Regions from separate parts of the Homo sapiens genome. Here region 2 is linked to region 1. Evidence: chromatin loops called from intact Hi-C (ENCODE). Cell type or tissue: IMR-90. All regions are shown on one strand. Each heading gives the region's core, and the rest is flanking DNA. Links, peaks and the distances in the headings are about the cores only.

Region 1 (2,933 bases), core at 336-2,835:
AAAATGTCTGTATGTCAATAATTTTTAGTTAGCATATTTTTTCCAAACAGACATCCTTGTGAACATCAGCCGTTTCTGAGAACTGGGCCCACGGACCATAGCTACTTTGAGTCTCAGTCTATGTAATAGTTGGGGTAAAGTAAGCTTTAAAGAGAGAACTCACAACACAATGGCTCAAGCAAGACACAAGTTGATTTCTTTCTGAAGCTGCCATCCTGGGTATGTGGGTATTTGGATGAGCTGGGCCCCATGAAGTCATCCCAAAGTGCAGGCCTCTGTGGCATCTCTGCCAAACTCAACACTTACTCTCCAAGTCTGTCCTTGGCTTCTCTATTTCTAGCTGGTGGAAGGGAAGGGAAAAATGAGTCCAGGGAAGGAGTTTTTGTAGATGGCTTGGGAGTTGCATACATCAGGAAGAACTTTGTCACAAGGCCACAACTCCTTGCAGGAAATTCTAGGAAACATATTCCCTCACTGAGCAGCCATGCGCCCAGGAAGAAGAGAAGAATGAGTCTAGAGTCGCAAGCAGCAATATCTACTACAGGCTTAAATAACCAAAGGACAAAATGCCCAGTCCATTATAAATATATTCCAAAAATGAAGCCATGAAATTTGACTTCATTTATTGAAGTCAAAACAAATTTATTGTTATAAACTAATTTCTCTATTTTATATTTCTCAAATGATTACATTTTTAACACAGAACAAAGCCATAGTTAGAATTTCAGTAATCGTATGGAATATCCAAAAGGTACACCCAATACACCCAAAAGCTAAACCAGAGTCACTGCTAAATTTTATATTGTTCTGATTTACCTAACAGATTAGTGAAAATAATTAAAATCTTGCTGCTTTTTAAATTTTAAATATCGGATTTTGGTTAGAACTCTAAGAATATTTAAAACTATCTTTACCTACTCTTGTTGGACAATCATTTGAGGAGCTAAGAGTGCAGAGAAGGCAGAGAAATGTTCTCCTCAACCCAAGCAAAAGCACAGAAGAACTATTGCTAATCCAAAATGCAGGAAGGAAATTTCACCCCTCCTCCCTTCCCTTTTCTTGGGCTAGTCTGTTTAACTTTAAAAGCAGAATTTTTGCTCTCACAAAGTATACCAGACAGGAATTTGTTCAAATTCCTCAAAACCAAGCCAAGAAAAGTTTCAGAAAGTTCAGACATGCATGGCAGAGTGGAAAGAACATAGTCTGTGGAGGCGAGCACGGATTCATTGGAATGCCGCTCCAGACATCCACTCTGGGTGAACTCAGGGATGTGTTTAGTCTCATTAAGCCACAGTCTTTTCATTTTTAATGTAAGAGTGATAAGAACGACTTGCCAGTGTGTTGGTGGAGAACTGAAATAGAGAAAGGCCTGGTGTGTAACAGGATGTTTCTCTCCATCTGTGTAATCTGTGACAGTCCTAGGAAGTTCAAAGTTATGACTGTTCTGGGTTTGTGGCCAACAGTTGTCTGTGGCTTCCATGGGTTGGAGCTGTCTAATGGGGCCCAGACCACCATCGCTCTGCTCAGAAGCTAATCATACCAAAACATGAGGTTTTTCTCCAAGCGACAAAGAGGGGCTAAGCACCCAAGGATCTCCATAATAGTAGCAGGAAAATGAAGCTGAGACCTTACCCTGACTTAGAAGTTCATAACAATAATGGCCCCAAACAAGATGCTCATGTCTATTGGTTGTGGTTAATAATCATGCAACAACATGAACTTCAAACCCAGCCTATGCTTGGCTCTTCCAGGGACTGAAGGCATCTCAGAGCCCCACCCCTTACCTCAGAAACCGCAGGAAGGAGCCTGGGTTCTCAGAGTCCAAGAAAATGCACCTGATAATAGCACCTGAACTTCCTCCACACAAAGAAAGCCTGATAGGGACAGGGGATTAAGCTTGCATGGAGGGCAGGATCCAACCCACAGTAGCACTTCCTTGCCATGCGACCTTAGCAAATGGCTTAACTCGCTTTCTGTATCAGTAAAATGGTGTTTGTAGTACTAAGGTGTCAGTGAGGATTAAATGAGCCAAGCCTGACCCACAGCAATTCATGACAAGTCTCAGCCACTTTAATGAATGTGATGATATTCTAACGTTTGGGATGCTGAGGTGGAGGACGATGGTGTCCCACCTCCTGCAAATGCCATGTGAACACTGAAGCTACACAAGCAATGGCTCTAAAGTCAAAGCCAGCATCAGGACTGGTATAAAAGAATCACCAGGACAAGGGCAGGGCAGAGGGGAGGCCAAAGCAGCTTTGTCAGTGCCTGCACGGCTGGACCTAGAGGAATTTCTCGACATAGAGGGTAAAACAACCCATTGGCCCACATTTCTGAGGACCGACGTGGGAGAAGGGTCACATGAGGCCATGAAATGGGCATCTGCAGAGGAAATGGAAGCCAGTGTCTGGAGACAAGTGGAGCCATTGAGCTAGCAATGCGTGATAGATACTGTGGGAAGGGATGTGGGGAATGCAGCACCTCTCAAGGGAGGTGGCTGAGTCTGGCAATGAGGGCCTGGGGCATCCTTAGTCAGCAAAGCAGGTCTGCAGCCTCGGGAGCTCTGGCAGCTGGTGTGGGTCACCAACTGGCCTCGGGCACCATTCATGGAAATTAATCTGGATAGTCCCCTCCTGGAGACCCTCCAGGATGGCAGATGAGCAGACTGGCCGGCTTTCAAAGTCTGCTGACCTCTATAATTGTGGCTCTTCACATGGTCCAACACACTCTTCCCTTTTACATGTGTTTCCTCTTTGAATATTTCCACCAGCCCCTCTCCCTGACCTCTCTCTGCTTTGTTACTTTCCTTTGCCCATTTAATCTACATTTTATGTTTTGTCCAGATTAACATACCTGTGTTTCATCTGCCAGGCACTGGCCCAGGCCCTAGGAATATGGTGGTGACCAACACAGAGTGGCTGCTTTCATGGAGT
Region 2 (2,933 bases), core at 48-2,547, 91 kb before region 1:
GTATGGAGAAGCATATGTGGATGTGAGATAAATGTGATTGACAAATTCAAATATCATGTACCTTTGGCTTCGAAATATCTGAGCTGCAGTAGAATATGGATGAGGTTCAGAGTCTGGAAGTAGAGAACAATCCAATGAAATAGTGAGATGTCGCTATGAGTTACTCACATAGGAAGATGCACTGGGTAGTCTGATCCCCTCCCCTCCCCACGCTGTGCACCCTGTCCTCAGAGTCACATGGTGTAGAGATGATACCACTTCTTAGGCTGATCCAAAGCTGGGGTCCAAGATGAGCAACCTGTTCTGAATGAACCTCCTTTACTTGTTGTCAACGTTCCTGAATCCGTGAGACAATATGCACATGTTTGGAATTAAAGGTCTCCTTCTGATTTGCAAAATTTGAGTAAAAGGTCAATGAGATAATGGATGGTATCTCTGAAGAACTTTGTCACCTTCACCGCCTAATTAAGTTGATGAGGATTTGAGAAGAACTGCTAGGCCAGGCACGACTGTGTGCCAGAAAGCATAGTAACCAGAACTAAGCCTGACAGGCATGCATATCCATGAGTGCTGGAATCTCAGCTCTGCAAAACCAAGCAGGATCAACTTCTTACTCATCTCATGGTTGATGCTGAAGTAACAAAAGGAAATGGCCTGTTCCCTCTTGCAGTGCTTGTCCTTCCCCCAACCATGATACACACATGATCTGCTTGGACTCTTTGCTGTCCTTCCCAGTCTCTCTTCCTCTAATCTGCCCTCCAGGTTACTTTCCCTGCCTGCTCACATTTCTTTCTATATTTCTATTTTTATTCACATCACGCTTCTGCTTTATAATCATGGAAGCATCCCTATTACCTTCATTGCAAATTAAAATACGTTAGTGTGACATTCCTGCTTCTTTTCATTCAGGACCTAACCTGTCCAGCAACTGCTCCTTTCCTGTGTCAGCACACTGTCCACTTGAGCCCCATCAGCAGCCTCCTACTCCTCTAGGCTCTCTGGATTGTTCACATTGCTTTCCCTGCTCGTACTGCTCCCTGGCCCCAGTGACCCTTTCCCAGCTCCTCTGATGAGTCAAATCCTCCTCATCCATTAGGACTGGATGAGATGTCACCTCTGGCATCCTCCTCTGAAAGGCTTATTTCCACCACAGACAGAATGTACCTCTCTTCTCTTTCCACTTAGCCTGTTTTATATTTGTATGTAAATATAAAGTTATCTATAAATAACTGTATTTTTATATGCATCATATATTATGTGTATATTTACATTATATACATTGTAGGTCGTGTGTATATTTATATAATATACATATATTTATGGATCTATTGTCTTAGGTATATATACATGTTATATACACATACATATAAACATATAACAGGTTATATGTATATCACATATATACACATTACACATACACATATATGTTATATGTGTTAACATATATGCATATTACCCACACATATAAATATCATGTGTATATAACATATATACATGTCGCATATGCATATACATATATATTATATGTATGTATAATGTGTACATATATTTATATGTGCATGCATATAACATGTATATGTAATATGTATATATGTTATATACGTGAGACTATACATGATATATGTATATTATGTCTTATCTAGAACATGTTTTATAATGTTATATAATGTGACATGTTTTTGCCTCTTGCAGTGCTTGTCTTTCCCCTAACCATGATACATGCAGGATCTGCATGGACTCTTTGTTGTCCTTCCCAGTCTGTCTTTCTTTCTCTAATCTGCCTTCCAGACTACATGTGTTTACATGTATGTGTATTTACATGAAACATAATATATACATACATATAACATGCTATGTGTATATGCACACATTATATATATGTATGTGTATGTATATATATATATATATATATATATATATATATATATATATATAATACATTCATAGGTGTTTTACTTCTTGGACTGCAAAGCAGGAGTCAGAAGTGTGTTGCTTCCATATTTTGTTCTCCATTCCCAGCATTCTGACACATAGTAGGCCTTCATTCATACTTAGAGAATTGAATGGAATAGAGAATGAAGCACCCCTAACTTTTTCTTAGTGTCCATCTTATTACAGAGCTTTCTACAAACTTATGAAGAAGGTAGTATAAAAGATGTGGCCTTGGAGGCACTTACTAAAATTAATAATTCTTCATTAAAATTATGTCTTTAAACTAAAAACACTTTTGTTGTTGAAGAACTTATATTTGGAAGCTCTTTTGTATAATTAGATTCTTTATGTTGAAAGTCCAGATGGGGCTAAATTCACACACCAATGTTTATTGAAGTGCTTCCAAATTGCATGAAAAATACATCAACCTTTAAAGTAAACTGAATCATCAGTGGCTTATGTGGTATGGAATTAGCAGCAAAATATCTTCATGTAAATATTATAACTGTCAGATAAATATTATAACTCCTCAGCTGCAAGTGTCTGAGTCTCCTGAAAGTTCTGACAGTCTTTTCTATTTTTCATCTTGAGTATTTGCTAGTATATATAGCTGCAGAATCCATCTACTACAAGACTAAAATTTTTTTCAGAGTATTATATTAAAGAATTATCATAATTTCATATATGTCCCAGATAGTCAATAAAAACGTATTTGGATTATGTTTAAGAATTGTATACTAATTGATTAACTGGTAATATTAATTGTGGTGGGTTTAGCATGGAGATGCAGTTAAGTATTTTTTTAATCCTAGATACTAGTTTTCATAATAAAATATTGAGTATGAGTGATTGTATGTCCTGTATATATATTCATGTTAACACACACTTATCTTTAATTCTTTCTTCTTATTTTGGGGTTAAAGAAAATCTTCAGACAGCAGACATGCCTGTAGTGTTGCACAGAAAGTTATTTTGTGGAATTTTGAAAGATGTCTGGGCTA

What was found. Hi-C counts contacts between places; a loop is a spot of excess contacts. Peaks named below come from ENCODE experiments on the same cell type or tissue, not always from the same donor. Only the 100,000 strongest peaks of a DNase experiment are listed, where the experiment ranks them.
Region 2: it touches region 1 in a loop (2.0-fold over the local background); 3 of 110 quality-filtered maps call a loop at or near these places.

Annotation. Positions count from the first base shown.
Region 1 is chr13:101,305,801-101,308,733 of GRCh38, reverse strand. The region is part of intron 7 of NALCN (sodium leak channel, non-selective); the gene reads left to right. Among named protein-coding and RNA genes, the nearest start is that of NALCN, 110 kb to the left of the region's middle. In IMR-90, for the core only: no CTCF peak of the experiment used is centred there; a DNase peak (open chromatin) is centred at 1,283; H3K27ac peaks cover 418 bases.
Region 2 is chr13:101,396,069-101,399,001 of GRCh38, reverse strand. The region is part of intron 2 of NALCN (sodium leak channel, non-selective); the gene reads left to right. Among named protein-coding and RNA genes, the nearest start is that of NALCN, 19 kb to the left of the region's middle. In IMR-90, for the core only: no CTCF peak of the experiment used is centred there; DNase peaks (open chromatin) are centred at 611 and 1,071; H3K27ac peaks cover 139 bases.